Regions from separate parts of the Homo sapiens genome. Here region 1 is linked to region 2. The links are chromatin loops, found by intact Hi-C in ENCODE. Cell type or tissue: B cell. All regions are shown on one strand. Each heading gives the region's core, and the rest is flanking DNA. Links, peaks and the distances in the headings are about the cores only. Region 1 overlaps ABCC1 (ATP binding cassette subfamily C member 1 (ABCC1 blood group)). Region 2 overlaps NDE1 (nudE neurodevelopment protein 1).

Region 1 (10,816 bases), core at 1,258-9,257, 420 kb before region 2:
CAAGAAACTATTAAGTAATAATCAGGCATTTCCTCATTTCCCCACTGTTTTTCACACCTTTGATGGTGAGTTTCCCATCATGAGTTGTTGAAATATCTGAAAGATTCAGGCAGATCTTCCGGCCCTTTGCTATGACCTGGTCTCCATGCATCCTCTCTTGAAGGAACTAGGTTCTCTAGCTAATGGCCAAAGGATGATGTTCCTGACCTCCAGTTCTCCCCTTCCTGCCTGGCTCTTGAGAAGTGGGCTCCTTCTTCCCTCCTACAGGGGTGTCACAGAGCAGCATGCGTGCAAAAATTCTCATGACGTGAGATAAGCCATAAAGACTCAACAAGGGCTGGGGCACGGTGGCTCATGCCTGTAGTCCCAGCACTTTGGGAGGCCGAGGAAGGTGGATCAGAGAAGGTCAGGAGTTCGAGACCAGCCTGGCCAACATGGTAAAACCCCATCTCTACTAAAACTACAAAAATTAGCTGGGCGTGGTGGCATGCACCTGTAGTCCCAGATACTCGGGAGACGGAGGCAGGAGAATCACTTGAACCCAGGGGACGGAGGTTGCAGTGAGCCGAAATAGCACCACTGGACTCCAGCCTGGGTGACAGAGTGAGAGGCTGTCTCAAAACAAAACAAAACAAAACAAAAACAAAAACAAAAACAAAAACAAAAAAAGACAGCAAGAACATCACCCACTCTGCTCTTCTCTGTAACTCAGAGAGAAATTATCTGCTGGGAACAGAATGTTCTGAGCTTTGTGGGAGGTACGTAGGAACAGTTCAATAAGTCCATATGTTCAGAGGTGAAAGCAGCCTTGTCCCCCAGCAAATGGCCAGGAAGACTGTCAGACCAATTCCAGAGGAAAGTCTAAGGGTATCACTCAGGTCAAGGAACCTCTTCCAAGAACAGCTCGGAACCAAGAGAAGGTTCCAAAATTCTGACAATTTCTCACTTCCCTTGAGCCATCCCCCTAGAAGGGATGGTGACACCTTATTCTAGAGATCACAAATTCTAATGTTTTGGAGGGGCCAACTAGGCAATGAATGGGACAGGGAGGGACTGGGGTGAACCAGGAGGCTCACAGGTTGACTAGAAAGAGCCAGGCGGGGGAGGATTGACCTGATGTTGCCAGATGTTCTGATCTTCCAAAAAAAGCAGAAAATAAATTTTTATATTAAGTCTTCCAGATTTTTCAGTATTTGCAACTTATTCAAATTTCTTCCAGGCCAGGTGCAGTGGCTCACACCTGTAATCCCAGCACTTGGGGAGGCTGAGGCGGGTGGATCAGTTGAGGTCAGGAGTTCAAGACCACCCTGGCCAACATGGCAAAACCCCATCTCTACTAATAACACAAAAATTAGCTAGGCATGGTGGCGCATGCCTGTAGTCCCAGCTACTCGGGAGGCTAAGGCAGGAGAATCACTTGAACCCAGGAGGCAGAAGTTGCAGTGAGCTGAGATCGGGCCCCTGCACTCTGGCCTTGGCAACAGAGTAAGACTCCATCTCAAAAAAAAAAAAAAAAAAAAAAAAAAAAACAACCAACCAAAAAACAAAAAAAGAACTTCTTCCAGGGGCCAGGAATGGTGGCTGATTCCTGTAATCCCAGCACTTTGGGAAGCTGAGGCGGGCAGACCGGTTGAGCTCAAGAGTTCCAGATCAGCCTGGACAACATAGTAGGACCCCCATCTCTACAAAAAATACAAAAATTAGCCAGGTGCAGTGGCACACACCTGCACTCCCAACCATGTGTAGTCCCCCCACTTGGGAGGCTGCCGCTGCAGTGGGCTGAGATCACACCACTGCACTCTAGCCTGGGTAACAGAGCAAGACCCTCTCTCAACAACAACAACAAAAAATCTTCCAAAACAAATCTGTGGGGCTCATTTGGTCTTCAGGCTGTCAGTTCACCTAAAAGCCTTCACTTCTGCAAGCTGTATGCGCTCTGAACAGCTTTTACTGCCACAGTCCACTCCCAGCCCCCCAAAAAGCCATTCAAGCAAAGGTGTGGAGCCGTGAGTGACTGGGGAGACGCTGCAGCTAGGTTCACCTGCCCGATGGCACCCTGTGCCCGACTGGGAATGGGTGAGGGAATGGGGCGATGTGTACCCACCTTTTCTCCCCCATTGATCGTGACATTGATGTGCCTGAGAACGAAGTCCAGGTCCTCTCGGTAGCGCAGGCAGTAGTTCCGGAATTCCACTCGGCCCACCTGGGGCCAGCTGCTGGGCGGAGCTGTCTCCTGGATTTGCCAGGGCGCCTTCGATCGCAGTGAAGGGAGAGAGTAAGGAATTTCCAGTCCATCTGGTAAAGCTGTGACTCCCCTGACCTCCCCTCTCACTCACTCTGCTGCCCAAGGTGGCCTCCCAGGCCTCAGCACTGGGGGGTTGCCCTTCCTGGAATGTTATTCCCCAAATGACCCCCTTGCATCCTGTGGATCTCTGGTCGATACAGAGCACCCTCTCAGCCCTGTGTCCCTCTGTCCCCTCCCGCACTGCCTTCTCCTTCAGGGCACTGCCTGTCCCCAGCCCTCTTGGGGCTCGCATGCTTGAGTGTATTCTGTCTCCCACACCCACTGCACCATCCACTCAATGAGGACAGGCTCTAATTGTTCACTGCTGTATCCCAGGGCTCAGAGCACATAGTAGGTGTTCAACACACATTTATGAACATAAACAAGAAGAGTGACACAGCTGCTGATATAGAAAGTGAACTAGTGGTAGAAGGCACAGAAACTGAGAGGACATGATCATCCCTCAGTAGGTCAGAGATACCTTCTGTAAAGCTGTCATCTCTGTGTAACAGATAATGGCTCAATGGACCATAGTTGTTCATTTTTGTCTGCCAGAATTAACGTGACGTTCATGCTCACCATTCTTTTAAAATAATTGTACAACTGATTTGTATAGACATTGTTCTTTTTTTTTTGAGATGGAGTCTCACTCTGTCGCCCAGGCTGGAGTGCAATGGCATGATCTCAGCTCACTGCAACCCCTGCCTCCCAGGTTCAAGCGACTCTCCTGCCTCAGCCTCCTGAGTAGCTGGGATTACAGACACCCGCCACCACACCCAGCTAATTTTTGTATTTTTAGTAGAGATGTGGTTTCACCATGTTGGCCAGGCTGGTCTCTAACTCCTGACCTCATGATCCACCCACCTCTACCTCCCAAAGTGCTGGGATTACAGGCGTGAGCCACCATGCCCGCCACAGACATTGTTCTCAATATGAACATGATAGGTAAACTTTTAAAAAGTTTTTCTGATAAAATATAAATGTTGCCCCCAGATTCTTTTAACGTCAAGGAAATGAATAACAGCTTGTCAGAGACTTCCTACGGAACAAAGAATTTTTTAGGTAACTATCATTAGGCTGGATAAGGTAATAGATGTATTTCAAAAGAGCAAGTGGAGGTATATCTTATCCATATCTTTAGGCTGATGCAAAATTTTACGGTTTAGACAACAGTGTGCCATGTTATGCACAGACTGGCTCTAGGTATTTGAGGAGCGCAATACAGAGAGTTTAAAAAGTGATTTTGTAAAATCTACACTATGGTCTCTGTTTCTCCAAAGTAAATGTGATTTGTTCCTCACACTGCAGTGAGTAAAAAAGAAACAAGAAAACAATAACATAAATATTGAAGTATGTTTCAGTGTTGGGTGAATTTTGTTTTTAGATGCCAATAAAACTTACTTTTTGATAAAAAAAAATTTAAATAAATATTTATAAATGGAGTCAATGAAATGAGTGGTCTTCTCTGGACAGACACGACAATAAAAGTGAGTTACCCTGGCTGCCCACCCCGGCAGGAAGGCAAGGATAAAAGCAGCATCTGTATCGCAGTGTCTCATCCAATCCTCACAGCAACCCCATGTGGGAGGGTCCTTTCATTATCCCCAGTTTACACACAAGGAGACTGAGACACAGAGAGGGGCGGTAACTTGCCCAGGGACACACAACCCTCCTTTTGAAAAGTAGTTCAGTTCAGCATTTCCTGAGGCCCACAGCTGGATATGGCCTGGGCCAGGTTCACTGGTTTTAGCCTCGGGGAATGCACCTCCCCGTCCAGGGCACACACAGGTGCTGAACCAGGCTGCAGAGCACATGGCCAAGCTCAGGGGCACTGCAGACGGCACATAACAAGAAAACGCCGGGCAACTTTTAGGCAAGACATGCAGCCCTTTTGTGGACGTGCTATAAAATCACAGCGTTGCCGGCGCAGTGGCTCACACCTGTAATCCCAGCACTTAGGGAGGCCGAGGTGGGCAGAACACTTGAGGTCAGGAGTTTGAGACCAGCCTGACCAACATGGTGAAACCCTGGCTCTACTAAAAATACAAAAATTAGCTGGGCCTGATGGTGGGAGCCTGTAATCTCAGCTACTTGGGAGGTTGAGACACGACGATCACTAGAATCTGGGAGGCAGAGGTTGCAGTGAGCCAAGATAAAACCACTACACTCCAGTCTGGGTGACACAGCAAGACTCCTCTGTCTCAAAAAAAAAAAAACAAAAAAAAACCCCACCACCACCGCCAACAACAAAAAGTATTATTTTTTATTTTGTAGAGACGATGTCTCACCATGTTGCCCAGGATCGTCTCAAACTCCTGGGCTCAAGTGATCCATCTGCCTTGGCCTCCCAAAGTGCTGGGATTACAGGCGTGAGCCACCGCGCCTGGCCAAAAAATAAATGTTATTATTGAGCGCTTACAATGCAACTAAGGCAAGTTGCTCTGCTCAGCACTTGAGACCCATGATCTCATCTGAGCCTCACAGCAGCCCTTAGAGGCAGTGACTGTTACTATACACAGATGCAAAGGTGCCTCATGGTTAAAGAAAAGGTTTCACAGGATAACAGGTAGATTCCACTTACGTTAAAAGAAAAAGAAACAAGCAAACAAAAGTGTTGGGGTATGTGGGAATCCACACGGGAAAGTTTTGGGGGAAATTCACCCGAATGCTAATGGGGCCTCTCTCTGGAGAGGAGAGGAACGGGGCGAACAGGAACAAACTGTCTTTCTCCACCATAAACTTCTTTGTTTTTTTGTTTTTCGAGACAGAGTCTCACTCTGTCACCCAGGCTGGAGTGCAGTGATGTTTCTTCAGCTCACTGCAACCTCCACCTCCCGGGTTCCAGCGATCCTCCCACCTCAGCCTCCCAAGTAGCTGGAATTATAGGCACCTGCCACCATGCCAACTAATTTTTGTATTTTTAGTAGAGACGGGATTCACCGTTGGCCAGGCTGGTCTCGAACTCCTGGCTTCAAGTGATCCACCCACCTTGGCCTCTCAAAGTGCTGGGATTGCAGGCGTGGGCCACTGTGTCCAGCCCTGTATTGATTTTTTCTTTTTTAAAACAACAAGTGTATCTCTATTTTATAATTTATGTACATAATTGAAGGGGAGATGCTATAACAACACAGTGAGCGGAATGGAGAGAAGTATGTGGAACTTTCTATCTATATATAAAAATACATGCAAATACAGAATAGTGGTAGGACTAATGAGGACAATTACTTTCTCTTGGGTTTGTCAAACACGATCCTTCTAAAAATATAAAAGTCAGTCAAAAGTAAAATGCTTTTAAAAACTGAACTCAGGCCGGGTGTGGTGGCTCACACCTGTGATCCCAGCACTTTGGGAGGCTGAGGCGGGTGGATCACGAGGTCAGGAGTTCGAGACCAGCCGGGCCAACATGGTGAAATCCCTTCTCTACTAAAAATACAAAAATCGCCTGTAATCCCAGCTACTCAGGAGGCTGGGAATCGCTTGAACCCAGGAGAAGGAGGTTGCAGTGAGCTGAGATCATGCCACTGCACTCCAGGCTGGAGCGAGACTTAAGTCTCAAACAAACAAAAAAAAAACTGAATTCAATCTAACTGAACGCTTTAACTGGGTGAATTCCATGGCATGTGAAATTCACATGTCAATGAGGCTATTATAAAAACTAATGAAATAAGTTAGCTGGGCGGGGTGGTGGGTACTTGTAATCCCAGCTAATTGGGAGGCTGAGGCAGGAGAATCACTTGAACCCAGGAGGTGGAGGTTGCAGTGAGCTGAGATCGTGCCACTGCATTCCAGCCTGGGCAAAAAAAAAGCCAAATTCCATCTAAAAAAAAAAAAAAAAAAAACCTAATGAAATACCTTGTAAGTGAATTAAATTCAGTGTCAAGTTGGAAGCCGCCGGTGTAATACACCCTTGGTTCCTCACGGGGGCACTCACGCCATTCTTACAATGCTCACCCGTGACATGGGACCTGGTTCACCCAGTCAGAATGTTAAAGGAGTGGGCCGAGGTCACCTCTGTGAATTCCTCAGGAGGACAGACCTTACAGAGGCCTTGGTCTCACTCCCAAGGGGCATCTCTCCTCAGGAGGCCGGGTAGCATGACTCCCATGGCACTGGATAGGGTCTCTGAGGAGGCACAGGCTCAACGCCTAGGTCTGCCATTTACCAGCCATGTGATCTTGGGCAAGTAACTTCAGCTTTTTGTCTCAGTTTCCTCACCTGTAAAATGGGGGTAATAGTAGCATCTAAATTATAGGGCTGGGCTGGGCATGGTGGCTCCCGCTTGTAATCCCAGCACTTTGGGAGGCCAAGGCAGGCAGATCACTAGAGCTCAGGAGATCAAGATGAGTCTGGGCAAAATCCCGTCTCTACTAAAAATACAAAAATCAGTCCGGTGTGATGGCATATGCCCGTGGTCCCAGACACTCAGGAGGCAGAGGTAGGAGAATCACTTGAGCCTGGGAGGCAGCGAATGAGATCGCACTACACTCCAACCCGGGCAAGAGTGAGACCGTGTCTCAAAAATCAGTCATAGAGCGGGGTAAAGACTGAGTGCATTACTCTATATTAAACGTTTAAGTCTGGGCCTGACATTCTACAAGGCACTATGTGTGTCCCTGTTATCATTAATGTAGGGTGGGGGTGTCGCCAGGCATTATTGTGATTATCTATTATCACTGCTGTTCCTACTTGTGCTGCTGTTCAGGGCCTAAGAAGGCAGTTATTAAGGGCAACGCAACATCAAAGACTGGAGGCACGGGTCCTAGTCCCAGCTGTTCTACCAAGCCACGTGGGACCTTGGATCAGCTGTTGTCCCTCCCCAGGTTCCCTTTTTCTCCATCTATAAAAAGGGGACTGGGGTTCAATAACGGCAGGGTTTCCCAAACTTTGGTCAGTTCCCAGCTACATCATTCGTGTAGTATGCATGTACTCATTCTCTTGTTGTTTTAATATGCTTAATCAAGTCACTTAGACTTAATTTCTCAACTTACTTAAGAGGAAAATTTATTACAATCACAAAAGGAAAAGTAGTATTATTTTCCGTAACAGGAGTCCCCTATACAAATACATAACAGGCCAGGCGCAGTGGCTCACGCCTGTAATCCCAGCACTTTGGGAGGCTGAGGCAGGCGGATCACCTGAGGTCAAGAGTTTGAGACCAGACTGGCCAACTTAGTGAAACCCCCATCTCTACTAAAAATACAAAAATTAGCCAGGCATGATGACAGGCACCTGTAATCCCAACTATTTGGGAGGCTGAGGCAGGAGAATTACTTGAACCTGGGAGGAGGAGGTTGCAGTGAGCCGAGATTGTGCCACTGCACTCCAGCCTGGGTGACAGTGAGACTCCATCACACACACAAAAAAACCAAATTCATAACAAATAACAGAAGGTTATTTCTGATAGACAGAATCCGTCCTGTTGAAGACTCCAAGTGTGAGGGCTGCTGTTTATCTGTCTGTTGAAGGGAGATCATCTCAATTGCTAAGGTGTTAAAGACCTGCTAGCCCCAGACTAAGACTTTCTCTGTGATACCATCAGAAGTTATGAAAGAGAAATAGAGGGGGAAACTTCTTCACAATGTGAATACCTTCTGAATGCCCTGACAGCATCCCACAGTCTCGTATATGGATACCCCAGATCTTGGGTAAAGCCGGTAAACTATTTTCACCCTAAAACCGGGCTCTAAATAAGTGCTGCAAAAAGACTGGACAAGCGTTAAGATGCACTTCTACCTGGTGAGGTATCCAGCTCAGAGGCAGAGGTGCACAGGATAGGGTCCAGAGATCTCCTTGGGGTAAAGCTACACCAAAGACCAAGAGGTCCAGCCAGGGGCCCTTGCCTACCTCCTTCTCAGTCTCTGAATACTCCTTGAGCCTCTCCACGGCCACGATGTTGGTTTCCATTTCAGATGACATCCGAACCAGCCAGTTCAAGTACGTGGTGACCTGTGAGTGGAAGAGTCACGTGGCATTTCTAGAGTAAGCGGGCGTACTTGACTTTCCTTTTTCTTTTTTTCCACTGAGATAATAGGAAACAAATTATTTTCAACAAGTATGAATTATGGGAGGCTGAGGCGGTCAGATCACCTGAGGTCAGGGGTTTGAGACCAGCCTGGCCGATGTGGCGAAACCCCATCAGTCACTACTAAAAATATAAAAATTAGCCAGGCATGGTGACGCACACCTGTAAACCCAGCTATTTGGGAGGCTGAGGCAGAAGAATCACTTGAACCCAGGAGGCAGAGGTTGCAGTGAGCCGAGATCCCACCACTGCATTCCAGCCTGGGTGACAGAGTGAGATTCCGTCTCCAAAAAAAATAAATAAATAAAAATAAAAGGTTATGAGTTATGAAACATTCAGGTAAGAAAGGTACCGAAATTAGCAACCCCAGGTATAGCCATCACCCAGGCCTGCCACATTGCCATCTCCTAAGCACACACATTTCCAAAATAACTCATGGGCCACATAATAAGAAACTGGAAAATATTTTTAGCCAGGTGACAATATGAAAACACAATGTATCATCATTTGTGAGATGCAGCTAAAGCAGTTCTTAGAGGGAAATTCATAGCTTTAAAAGCATTCCCCTCGTACCTGGAAGTATCCTCTTGGGCCACTAAGGAATCTGTGTGACTGATGGGGAAAATCCTGGCCACATGTCAAATCCGTCTCCTGCTCTAGTTGGTCACCAGGCACTGTGGCACTGTACCTGCTCCTCAAACTCCGTACCTCTCAAGTTCCTCTCCCCCATTCCTGTTGGAGCTGGAATCCAAAGCCAAGGACAACTGGCTCCCCCATTAACAGACTTTAATAATCCAGCCAAGAGCATCCCCTCTTACCTGCAATGAGTAAGACACTGAGAGGCCCACCAAGCCAGCACTGAGGCTGTGCCTGGAGATCACCGCAAACAGGGCAGCAAACAGAACGATGCAGTTGCCCACACACTCCAGCCGCACGGCCAGCCACCTGCGCCAAGACACACAGGCAGACAAACAGGCATGGAGTCAGCTCTACAGAGACTTGGCTTACAGCTCTTGGGGGAGGAAGGGGATTCTTTGCTAACTCAAGTAACTCCGCAGTAATTCCAGAGAGAGTCCTTCCTGGCACTGCTTTTTCAAAACATGCACAATGGGCGCAGGGTAGGGAGGGCCGAAGGCACGAGGCCAGTAAATCCTCATTAATCTGGCAAACCCATGGATTAAAACAGAGCTCTCCAGAGGCAATCTTCCCTGGAATCTGAAGCTTGCCTTTTTAAGAACCAACTTTTTTCTCATTGAAGCCTTTAAAATACATACACATAGGCCGGGCGTAGTGGGTCACTCCTATAATCACACACACACACATACACACACACACACACACACACACACACACACAGCCGGGCGTAGTGGGTCACTCCTATAATCACACACACACACACACACACACACACACACACAGTGCATTAACAACAACAAAAAGATGTCCTGGAAATTCCTAAATACTAAGAAGACATCAACTGTAAGAGACACTAGGGATTTAAAATAACCATCGTTTCTCGGCCTTTTGGCTAAAAACAAGTAGAAAATAACAGTCTCTTGTTACGAGACAGATCTGGGAGGGGAGTGCGTAACTAGTACGAGTAAACATCATTGTAACGTTCCCAAGCCCAGACTCTTCATTTCAAAGTGTTAAAATATACTATTTTACCCTTTAAAATAGAAACAGAAATCATGTTTTCTGTCATTTTGTTTTTTTGAGATGGGGTCTTACTCTGCCATCCAGGCTGGAGTGTGGATGACATGATCACAGCTCACTGCCGCCTCAACCTTCCAAGTTCCAGTGATCCTCCTGCCTCAGCCTGAGTAGCTGCGACTACAGGCCCATGCCACCACACCTGGCAAATTTTTGGTTTTTTGTTTTGTTTTTAGAGACAGGGTCTCCCTAGAGTGCCCAGGCTGGTCTCGAACTGCTGGGCTCAAGTGACCCGCCTGCCTTGGCCACCCAAAGTGCTGAGATTACAGGTGTCAACCAATGTGCCTGGTCATCTTATTTGTTTAAAGCTAGGTTTAGTATGGTATCATGTACCATCAGAACTATTTTATTTTACTTTTTATTTTATTCTTCTCTTCTCTTCTATTATTTCTTCAGATAGAGTTTCGCTCTCGTTGCCCAGGCTGGAGTGCAATGGTGCGGTCTTGGCTCACTGCAACCTCTGCCTCTTGGGTTCAAGTGATTCTCCTGCCTCAGCCTCCCAAGTACAGGCACCCACCATCATGCCCGGCTAATTTTTTTGTATTTTTAATATAGATGGGATTTTGCCATGTTGACCAGGCTGGTCTTGAACTCCTGACCTCAGGTGATCCACCCACTTTGGCATCCCAAAGTGCTGGGATTACAGATGTGAGCCACCGCGCCTGGCCATCTTATTTGTTTAAAGCTAGGCTTCGTATGATATCATATAGCACTAGAACTATTATTTTAATGTTCTAAAATATAAAGCATTCTAGGAAGATGGGGTGTTGATCTTTTCTCCATTGCAGCCCTTATGA
Region 2 (10,816 bases), core at 1,064-9,063:
TGATCCACCTGCCTCGGTCTCCCAAAGTGCTGGGGTTACAGGCGTGAGCCACCATGCCCGGCCGGCCCAGTGATTCTTTAGCACACACTGGACACCTCCTGTGGGTTCTGCCCCAGACACTTGAGCCTTCTTGGGCAGCCAAGGGCAAAGTGGAACAAAAAGACCATTTTTGCCAGTTCCGACACGAATACACACATAATGCAGGTGGAAGGTCTGTCCTGCCTTCTGCATCTTTTGGGTGCACAAAAACATAAAATCAGGCACTAGAGCCCTGAGGGAGGTTGGTAAGCATGCCTGGCTCCTCAGCCAAGAAGGAACTGTAGTGCGAGTTTCACCAAGTTCTATCAGCCAGACGCATCTCGACACAAGCCCTCTCTAAAGCCAGACCCACTTACCTACCACTGGCTACACTGCCAGTTACCTCCGGCAAGAGCTGTACAAGGCCTCCACCTCTCCTCTCTTGCTAGAGGCCCGAAAGCTAATGAAGAGCAAGTAATCATAAACCAAGGGACAGGCGGCTGCAGGTTCCTTGCCTGGGACTTCTTGGCTTCTGTTCCAACACTGATTTCTCAAACTAGCTTGCTCAAATGCTTTTACTTCCCTGAACCAGTATGCAATCATGGGATTTATAGGAGGTTCTTAAAAGTAGCTCTAAAGGACAGACATTTTCCTTTCCATTTAAAAAACTGAGCCGGGTGCAGTGGCTCACACCTGTAATCCCAGCTCTTTGGGAGGCCGAGGTGGGTGGATCACTTGAGGTCAGGAGTTCGAGACCAGCATGGCCAACATGGTGAAACTCCGTCTCTACTAAAAATATGAAAATTAGCCAGCCACGGTGGTGCATGCCTGTAATCCCAGCTACTCGGGAGGCTGAGGCAGGAGAATCGCTTGAACCCGGGAGGTGGAGGTTGCAGTGAGCAGAGATAGATCATGCCAGTGCACTCCATCCTGGGTGACAGAGTATCAAAAAACTGCTTATCCTTTCATCTACCAGCCTCACCAAATGCTCTTGGCGTCAGGTGATTCACTGCAACGTTGACTTAAGGGTGCTTTTAATGCCAGGTGCGGTGGTTCATGCCTGTAATCCCAAATCCCAGCACCTTGGGAGGCCAAGGCAGGAAGATCATTGACATCAGGAGTTGGAGACAAGCCTGACCAACATAGTGCAACCCCATCTGTACTAAAAATACAAAAATTAGCCAAGCACGTGGGGCCTGCCTGTAATCCCAGCTACTCGGGAGGCTGAGACAAGGGGATCACTTGAATCCAGGACGTAGAGGTTGCAGTGAGCCAAGATCGCACCCCTGCACTCCAGCCTGGGTGACAGAGACTATCTCAAAATAAAAAAGAGTGCCTTTAATTATTAAATCGAAGCAAATGTCTTTAACAATTAAGAATATACTTAACCGGGCTCCTTCTTGTTTGCTGATGGTAACCTCCGGGGATTCTCTCTCTGTTTCAGAGGGCCCCCCCCACAGGAAACTTCGCAGTGATGCACCAGGTATCATGCCTTCAGCTTCGCAGCTGTGTGTTGTCTCAGTATCCATTTCTTTTCTGCCCAATGCGCCCCTCTGCCCACCCCAATTTTTAAACCCTTGCACATTTCCACGAGATTCTTGCAAAATCTGGAGGCTTGGATATCTTTGTGCAAAGCTTTCATTGAAACCAAGATCAGGATGACAAATAGACCTCATCTCTTGACCCACTGTCCTTCCTGCCTCTGGGCAGCACATGTGACATGACACCCAACAGTGTGCGCCCTTATCACTGCATCTTGACGAGATGGCAGAGGCTGTGTGTGTAGCTTGGATTTTTCTTCCTTTCATGCCAAAAGCCACTCTTACGTGGTTAGGGCACTCAGCAGTGCTGTCCTCCCTTGTCCAGTGAAGACACTGCACTGAATGAATATGACAGTTCCACTATCTGGGCACATTCCTGGAGAACGTACTTGGCTTCTAGTTGGCTGGTCTGGGTCACAAGTCAGAGATCACAAAGTTCACGGTAACTGCGGCGCGGCAACCAGTCCTCCCATGATTCAGCTTTCACAGGCTTGTCTGCGAAGGAAATGAGCTCACTGCGATGTCTGACAAATGCCGGGGGCTGCACGTGGCTTGAGTGATGTCTAGCTACAAACTGCATTTTCAGCACACGGGGTGGAAGCTGACCACCGCAAAGCCAAGCACAGTCCTGGCAGAGCCTTTTCTGGAGGCTTCACGGGCATGTACATGTTCAGGGACTGGGGAGTGGATACCCAAGACTCAAGGATGCACACAGGGCCCTTCCCAAGAAAGCATGAAGAGGTCTCTGCTGCTCTGGGATTTTGCTTTTTTTTTTTTTTTTTTTTGAGACGGAGTCTCGCTCTGGAGTGCAATGGCGCAATCTTGGCTCACCGCAACCTTTGCCTCCTGGGTTCAAGCGATTCTCCTACCTCAGCCTTCTGAGTAGCTGGGATTACAGGCTCCCGCCACCTCGCCCAGCTAATTTTTGTATTTTTATTAGAGACAGGATATCACCATGTTGGCCAGGCTGGTCTCAAACTCCTGACTTCAGGTGATCCGCGCGCCTTGGCCTCCCCAAATGCTGGGATTACAAGCATGACCAACTTTTCACAGGTGAAGTTAGGCCATGTGGATCTGACTTCACCTCATGGAGAGGCCAAACCAACCCTCATTTGTGTCCATCTTCATTTTTGGAGAATCTCAGCTTTGCTGTCACTACCAAAATACTTAAAGCGCAGGGTGAGGTCTTGTTAAGAGCCAGTTTTGTGGGGGAGCAGATGAGTTTCTAGGACACTTCAAGCAGCTCTCCTACCAGCTGATTGGGATCATAGGATAAGCCAAATTCCAGGGTGGGCTGAAGTGCAGAACCCACTGGTCAGTGGGAAACTGAGTCCTTGCAAACTAGCAGGTGCTTACACTCAAGATGATTCCCGAGGCCTTGGATAAGCTGAGTCCACGAATAGAATCCAAATGCTAGGCCAGGCACAGTGGGTCATGCCTATAATCCCAGCACTTTGGGAGGCCGAGGCGGGCAGATAACTTGAGGTCAGGACCAGCCTGGCCAACATGGTAAAACCCCGTCTCTCCTAAAAATACAAAAATTAGCCAGGAGTGGTGGCATGTCTGTAGTCCCAGTTACTTGGAAGGCTGAGGCAGGAGAATCGCTTGAACCTGGGAGGCAGAGGCTGCAGTGAGCCAAGATCACGCCACTGCACTCCAGCCTGGGCAACACAGCGAGACTCTATTTCAAAAAAAAATTCCAGATTCTCCAGGATCAGACCCTTTAAGAAAACCTTTAGGGGGGTCCCTTAGTTCCTGTAACAGGTATAGTTGGTGTCAACCTTGGTCTAGGATTTGAAACCAGTTCCAAGAAAAGCACTTCAGCCAAAACAGAGTATCTTGCAGGCTGACAGCCAAGCAAGGAGCTTCAACGGCCCAGGGCACAATGTATTTCTTAGGTCAAGGGAGCAAATTTATCCATTAAGCTTTTCCAGTTAGCAAATAGACTCTTCCAAGAGCCAAAAAGAGAGTGCCTAGAGCACTGATGTGGAGGTTAGGGACTACTTCCCAGCTCATCAGATTTTTTTTTGTTTTTTTTTTTGGAGACAGTCTTGCTGTTTCCCAGGCTGGAGTGCAGTGGCACAACGTTGGCTCACTGCAGCCTTCACCTCCTGGGTTCAAGCAATTCTCCTGCCTCAGCCTCCTGAGTGACTGGGATTCCAGGCGCCTGCCACCACGCACGGCTAATTTAGTATATTTAGTAGAGACGGGGTTTCACCATATTGGCCAGGATGGCCTCGAACAACTGACCTCACGAGTGATCTGCCCACCTCGGCCTCCCCAAGTGCTGGGATTACAGGCATGAGTCGCAGCAACTGGCCAACCCATCAGGGTTTGAACCTGGAGTTAAAACTGTGACGAAGAGAGCTGTGTGGGGAGCGTACAGGGAACAGTCAAACTGCTGCTCCTCTGCGCTGAATTTGAGCATCCTTCTGAGTCAAGCGCTTGGAAAACAGTGCTAAAAAAGAAAAAGACTTAAGGGTCACATCTAGAGAGAGAAGGATGGAGAGTTCTCTAGTAGGGCTGCAAGTCCAGAAGCTTCTCTGTGAAGCTGGGCTAGGAGTGTTTACTTTGAAGTGGCTGCAGCTTTAAGTATTTATTCCTGATCGCTGCACTGCGGGAAGTCCCATCCTTTATAGCCAGGTGGGCTTTCCCAGCCGGGGTCTCTCCCATCCTCTGTCAACAAAAGGGTCATTTGCGAATTCCTCTTCTCAGTGATCATGAATCTCTGGGCCTTGATTTTTTTTTTTTTTTTTTTTTGAGACGGAGTCTCACCCTGTCGCCTAGGCTGGAGTGCAGTGGCCACATCTCGGCTCACTGCAAGCTCCGCCTCCTGGGTTCATGTCATTCTCCTGCCTCAGCCTCCCTCCCGAGTAGCTGGGACTACAGGCACCCGCCAGCACGCCCGGCTAATTTTTTGTATTTTTAGTAGAGACACGGTTTCACCATGTTAGCCAGGATGGTCTCGATCTCCTGACCTCATGATCCGCCCGCCTCAGCCTCCCAAAGTGCTGAGATTACAGGTGTGAGCCACCATGCCCAGCCGAGTTGTTCCTTTTGACTAAAGAATTGGTCACTGAGTTGTGTTCATCCTTATGGCTTCTTATCCAACCCTTGCGTGGGGAGCAAAAGTCTGCTCTCTTCTTTGATGTCCTAAAATAAGACCTGTCTTCCGATTCAGGTCAAACAGGGCCAGATGGCCAGAGCCCAACATAATTATTTGTTGCGGTTGCTGAAAAGAGTTAAGTGTTTCTTCTGAACGGTGAAGGCTGGCAGCAGGCAGATCTGATTTTTCCTTCTTCTGCCCACTCTCTTCCTCCTACCCAAAGTCTCCCCTCACGTGACCAGCCCTTCCTGTGAAGTCGAGGTGATAAACTCAAGAGAGAACCAGCGCAGAGAGGAGATGGCAGCATTAAGGAGAGACAGGGGTGTCCTACTGGCTGGAGCTAAAATCCACCTCAGAGGCCAGGTGCACTGGCACACACCTGTAATCCCAACACTTTGAGAGGCTAAGACAGGTGGATCGTTTGAGGCCAGGAGTTCAAGACCAGCCTGGGTCACATGGCAAAATCCCATCTCTGCTAAAAATACAAAAATTAGCCAGGCGTGGCAGTGTGCACGTGCATGTAGTCCCAGCTACTCAATACTGAGGCTCAAGGACTGCTGGAACTCAGGAGGCAGAGGTTGCAGTGAGCCAAGATCATGCCACTGCACTCCAGCCTGGGTGAGAGAGACTCTTAAATTTCTTTTTTAAATCCACCTTGAAGGCCAGGTGTGGTGGCCCACGCCTGTAATGCCAGCGCTTTGGGAGGCCAAGGTAGGAGAACTGCTTGAGCTCAGGAGTTCCAGACCAGCCTGGGCAACAATATCAAGACCTCATCTCAATTTAATAAAATAATCCACCTTGGATTAACACGTATAATTTCCTTTTCTAATATTCACTGGGCACCTGTTTTACGCCATGTGCGGTATGTTCCACGATCAGCAAAACAGATGCAGCAGTCCCTGCAGTGGGGAAAACTCAGTCCATGAACATTCACACCAGCAGGGGGTGCTGTCTCGCCTTTTAACCAGGGAGCCCCTCTGTGTCCTTCTCAAGGCTGCCCTTGTCCATTTCACCTTCTTCCAATTCAAATCTTGAAAACTCACCTCTAAGGCGAATGGGGGTGAGGAGATACAGAAGAAAAACAGTATGTTCTCTCTTCAACTCTGCCCCATGGGCTATGAATAAAGTCAGAAGACAAAATCCCCTGCTTGGTTTTTGGCGTTTTTTTCCTATTCTAAATCAAAGACCACAGCAGACCAGAATCCTGTGGCTTCTCAAATGACCAAGCCTGACATATTGAAAAGCAGATCGTCTTGCTTTGAAAAACCTTCTCCACCCACCCCCGCAACCAATTTCAGCTGATTAAATTCAATCACTCATGCCTTAAGACTGGCAATGATTTGTTGACTTCAACTTGAATATCTGCATCTTATTTGTGCCGTGTGTGTTTTCTGCCATAAAAAAAATTTATATTGCAATAGGACTATAGCTACAAGTTTAAAATAGATTTATAAAAAATCTATCCCAACCATGAAGATTTCTTTGCTAAATAATGTGTTTTCTTACAACCCACAGGCGAGGAAACGAGACCTCTTTCGTTCCTTCTAGAAGGTCTGGAGGACGTAGAGTTATTGAAAATGCAGATGGTTCTGAGGAGGAAACGGACACTCGAGACGCAGACTTCAATGGAACCAAGGCCAGTGAATAAGCAACTTTCTACAGTTTTGCACCACGGCAAGAAAACCAAAAACCAAAACAAACAAACAAAAAAAACCCAACAACAACCCAGAACAAAGCAAAACCCAGCAGACTGTACTTAGCATTGTCTAAATCCATTCTCAAATTCCAAATATCACAGACACCCCTCACACAAGGAATATAAAAACCACCACCCTCCAGCCTGGGCAACGTAGTAAAACCTCATCTATACAAGAATTTAAAAATAAGCTGGGCGTGGTGGTACACACCTGTGGTCCCAGCTACTAGGGAGGCTGAGCCAGGAAGAACGCTCCAGCCCAGGACTTCGAGGCTGCAATGAGCTATAATTGCATCATTGCACTCCAGCCTGGGCAACAGAGACCCTGTCTCAACCACCACCACCACCACCACCCCTACTACCCCTGTATTCAAGGTAAAAATTGAAGTTTGTATGATGTAAGAGATGAGAAAAACCCAACAGGAAACACAGACACATCCTCCAGTTCTATCAATGGATTGTGCAGACACTGAGTTTTTAGAAAAACATATCCACGGTAACCGGTCCCTGGCAATTCTGTTTACATGAAATGGGGAGAAAGTCACCGAAATGGGTGCCGCCGGCCCCCACTCCCAATTCATTCCCTAACCTGCAAACCTTTCCAACTTCTCACGTCAGGCCTTTGAGAATTCTTTCCCCCTCTCCTGGTTTCCACACCTCAGACACGCACAGTTCACCAAGTGCCTTCTGTAGTCACATGAATTGAAAAGGAGACGCTGCTCCCACGGAGGGGAGCAGGAATGCTGCACTGTTTACACCCTGACTGTGCTTAAAAACACTTTCACTAATAAATGGTTATAAATCACAATGTCGTTGGCTTTTCTGTTGAGCTGTTTTCTATAGAGGAAAAGGAGTTGGGGAAGGCTGGGTTTTGCTTCATCGTCCCAAAGATTCTCTGAAGTCAGGGTTAACGTCATGAATGCAGAAACTGAGGCCTAGAGAGGTGAAATCAATTGCCTACAACCCCACAGCCAGCCAGAGAGCAGAGCAGAGATGCAAAGTGAGACTGTCTAAGGGGGTTACTGGGCCGCTCAGCAGGGAGGGCAGGGGAGAGAAATAAGGTGATGTGTGGTCTAAGGGCCACTGCCCCCTGCCCTCGAACATGACTGGGAAGAACATCTTGACTCATCAAAACCAGTATCTTAAGAAAAATACAGGATTTCCTTGATTTTTTGAGTTAAAACACAAGGTCTTGTCCAATGAGTCAGCAAACACTTTCCACAAAACGTCAGATGGTGGCTGGGTACAGTGGCTCACACCTGGAATCCCAGCACTTTGGGAGGCTGAGATGGGAAAATCACTTGAGGCCAGGAGTTGGAGGCCAGCCTAGCCGAGAGAGACCCCCGTCTCTATAAAAAAAAGGTGTTTTTTTGTTGTTGTTGTTAGTAAGCCAGGCAGGATAGTGCACACCTGTACTCCCAACCTCTTGGAAGGCTAAGGCAGGAGGATCATGTGAGCCAGGAGTTCCAGGCTGCAGTGAGCTATGATCACGCCACTGCACTGCAGCCTAGGTAACAGTAACACCTTGTCTCTCACACCACCACCACCACCCACCCAGCCAGATAGTATTTTAGCCTTTACAGGCTACATATGGTCTTGCCGAATATTCATCTTCTTTAAAACAACCCTTAAAAACATAATAAATCATTCTTAGAGTAAGGGCCATAAAAACAAGCTGTAGGCCCTGTCCTTCTTTCAGCTTGAGTGTTTTAGACAGACATGCCTGCAAAGGCTCTGTTCAACACAAACGATGCCGTATACCACCAACTCCATGGGATCAGACAGATTTGGGAGACAGGAAACATGGAAACAAAGGACTCCATCTTGTGACCAGATGCTAATATGCCTTGAATGACGCACAAACACATCCCGGATACATTTCTAAAAACCTGGCTTGAATAGAAATTTTCAAAAAGATTTTTTCATATTTTTTAACTTGGTTAAAAAAAGTTTTTCACCACTCTGTGGGAAAACATTAAAGTATAAACATACAAAGCCTCTTTGACCAGAAGCCCAACAAGTTCAACATTCGTTTCTCTTGATTTTATTGATCTTTTAAAAAAATAAAAGGACATCTTCTGTGGATACAGGTTAGGATGTTTCTAGGGTAAGAAACCCACCATCGCAGCGTAATTCTCTGCGGAATTTCAGTAGCACTTGGAAAGTTCTGTTTTCAACCTGAAATTTTTGCTGTTCTTCCAGAAAATAACTTAGTAACAAAATGAAGGCCGTGAAGCTGCAGGCACACTCCAGAAATTAGTGTGTTCTTTTAACTCGTGTCCCAAAGAGACAGCAGTTCCTAACATGCAGTGATGAGTGGACACACCATGGTGCGTTGGAAATCCCACGTTCACGTCTTTGACAAGGAAGCCTCCTACAATGATCTTGTGCTTTAATTTTACTTGATGGTCACCCTGGTTACTTCATTATGCCTTTGAATGAAGTCCTGTTCTTAGTGGCTGCATTACCAAGGCCATCTTGCCCCAAAGACCCCTCAGGGTCCTGAGGCAGAATTCCCCCCACCCCACCAGGGGACTCAGGAAAATGAATGATCGCAGTTTGCCAAAAGAGGTCAGATTTCCCACTGACGCTGGTTGGTCTGGAAAATTACTCTGAAAACTCGAACGCACCTCTAGGAATCTCAATGAGAAGCTAAGAAGCAGGCTACAGTCTCAGAGGTTTATGACACCTTTTTTTTTTTTTTTGGAGACGGAGTCTCACTCTGTTGCCCAGGCTGGAGTACAGTAGCGCAATCTTGGCTCACTGCACCCTCCACCTCCCGGGTCCAAGCAACTCTCCTGCCTCAACATCTGGAGTAGCTGGAATTATAGGCACGCACCACTGCACCCAGCTAATTTTTTGTATTTTTAGTAGAGATGGGGTTTCACCATGTTGGCCAGGCTGGTCTTGAACTCCTGACCTCAGGTAATCCACCCGCCTCGGCCTTCCAAAGTCTTAGGATTACCGGCCTGAGCCACCGCGCCCAGCCTATTCCAGTTTTTAAAAAGGCATGTGACTGTTAAGTTCTCTGTTCTTAGACATGATTTCAGTACACCACAAAGCACTGGGAGATTTTGTTCTGGAAGACGATTCCACCTGGTTGGGAGTTGGGGGGAAGAGCCTCTGAGAGAAGCTCCATCCCACATTTACGGAGACTTGGGACATTAAAAACACCTGTCAAGACCAATCAGGGGCCAGGCACGGTGGCTCAGGCCTGTAATTCCAGCACTCTGGGAGGCTGAGGCGGGAGGATCACTTGAGGCCGGGAGTTCAAGACCAGCATGGCCAACATGGTGAAACCCCGTTTCTCACTAAAAATACAAAATTAGTGGGTGTAGTGGCACACTCCTGTAGTCCCAGCTACTTGGGAAGCTGAGATAAGAGAATCGCTTGAACCTAGGAGGCGGAGGCTGCGGTGAGCCGAAATTGCACCACTACACTCCAGCCTGGACAAGACAGGGCAAGAGCATGACTCTGTCTCAAAAAAGAAAAAAAAAAAAAAGACCAATCAGGACCTCCGCTTGGGTTAGTGCAACACAATGGGGCATGGGAACGATGGCTCATGCTTGAAATCCCAGCATTCTGGGAGGCCGAGATGGGAGGATCACTTGAGGCCAGGAGTTCAAGACCACACTGGGCAACATGGCAAAACCCCGTCTCTATTAAAAATACAAAAAATTCAGCCAGGTGTGGTGGTGGGTGCCTGTAATCCCAGCTACCTGGAAGACTCAGGAACAAGAACCGTTTGAACCCAGGAGGCGGAGGTTGCAGTGAGCTGAGATCACGCCACCACACTCCAGCCTGGGTGACAGAGCAAGACTCTATCTCAAAAACAACACGGTAGCCTCATCACCGACAACTTAGAGCCCTTCCCAGAGAGCCCCTTTTGTCCCTCTTTGCAATGCACACGGTGGCAGGTAAGGATGAAAAGACATTTCCCAGGGACAAACCCCAGAGCACAGGTGATGGCCTCGGTCATTGGCTTGGGCCGCAAAGCTAACTAACTATGGTGACTGCTCTTATTTCTCAAACTAACTTAAAACAAAAACCTAGTGTAAAAAGACGACAAAAGGTAACGACTTCCGCACCAACACCAAGACCTTCAGCTTCCGTGGTTTTCCTAAAGCAACATCTTGACTACCCCCTGGGCTGACGGCAGCGGCGATGAAGACATGTGTGAAGGCGGCTTCCCAAATTCCAGGCGCTTCCCCAACCTTCAGACAGAGCAAACCAAATTAAGCTGACATAACAGCTGTGACAAACTGGCTAGCACCGGGGCCCAGAGAGTTATAAGGGTGAACATCAAGAGTCAGGAGCAGGGTCTCACAGGGTCTCAATTTTCTCTCCTGTGAAATGAAGAAGAGGACACTGGCTACCTGGCTCTCAGATTCCAAGGTCACACAAAACGCCCAGTCTCAGACCCACTAGAAAAATCCATCTCTTACCTATTGTTTG

Evidence for each region. Hi-C counts contacts between places; a loop is a spot of excess contacts. Peaks named below come from ENCODE experiments on the same cell type or tissue, not always from the same donor. Only the 100,000 strongest peaks of a DNase experiment are listed, where the experiment ranks them.
Region 1: a loop joins it to region 2, with 33 times the contacts of the local background. A loop is called at or near these places in 7 of 110 quality-filtered maps.

What each region holds. Positions count from the first base shown.
Region 1 is chr16:16,123,224-16,134,039 of GRCh38, reverse strand. ABCC1 (ATP binding cassette subfamily C member 1 (ABCC1 blood group)) reads right to left here. Exons shown (of 31, transcript NM_004996.4): 25 at 9,125-9,251; 26 at 8,129-8,230; 27 at 2,105-2,251. Among named protein-coding and RNA genes, the nearest start is that of ABCC6, 95 kb to the left of the region's middle. RefSeq lists an enhancer at 1,663-2,162. In B cell, for the core only: CTCF peaks have their summits at 5,994 and 6,195; a DNase peak (open chromatin) is centred at 6,229.
Region 2 is chr16:15,699,488-15,710,303 of GRCh38, reverse strand. The region is part of intron 8 of NDE1 (nudE neurodevelopment protein 1); the gene reads right to left. It overlaps MYH11 (myosin heavy chain 11), which reads left to right. Exons shown (of 41, transcript NM_002474.3): 41 at 6,181-7,169. The coding sequence ends at 6,313. Among named protein-coding and RNA genes, the nearest start is that of NDE1, 55 kb to the right of the region's middle. In B cell, for the core only: CTCF peaks have their summits at 5,414 and 5,617 (motif pointing right); a DNase peak (open chromatin) is centred at 5,613; H3K27ac peaks cover 326 bases.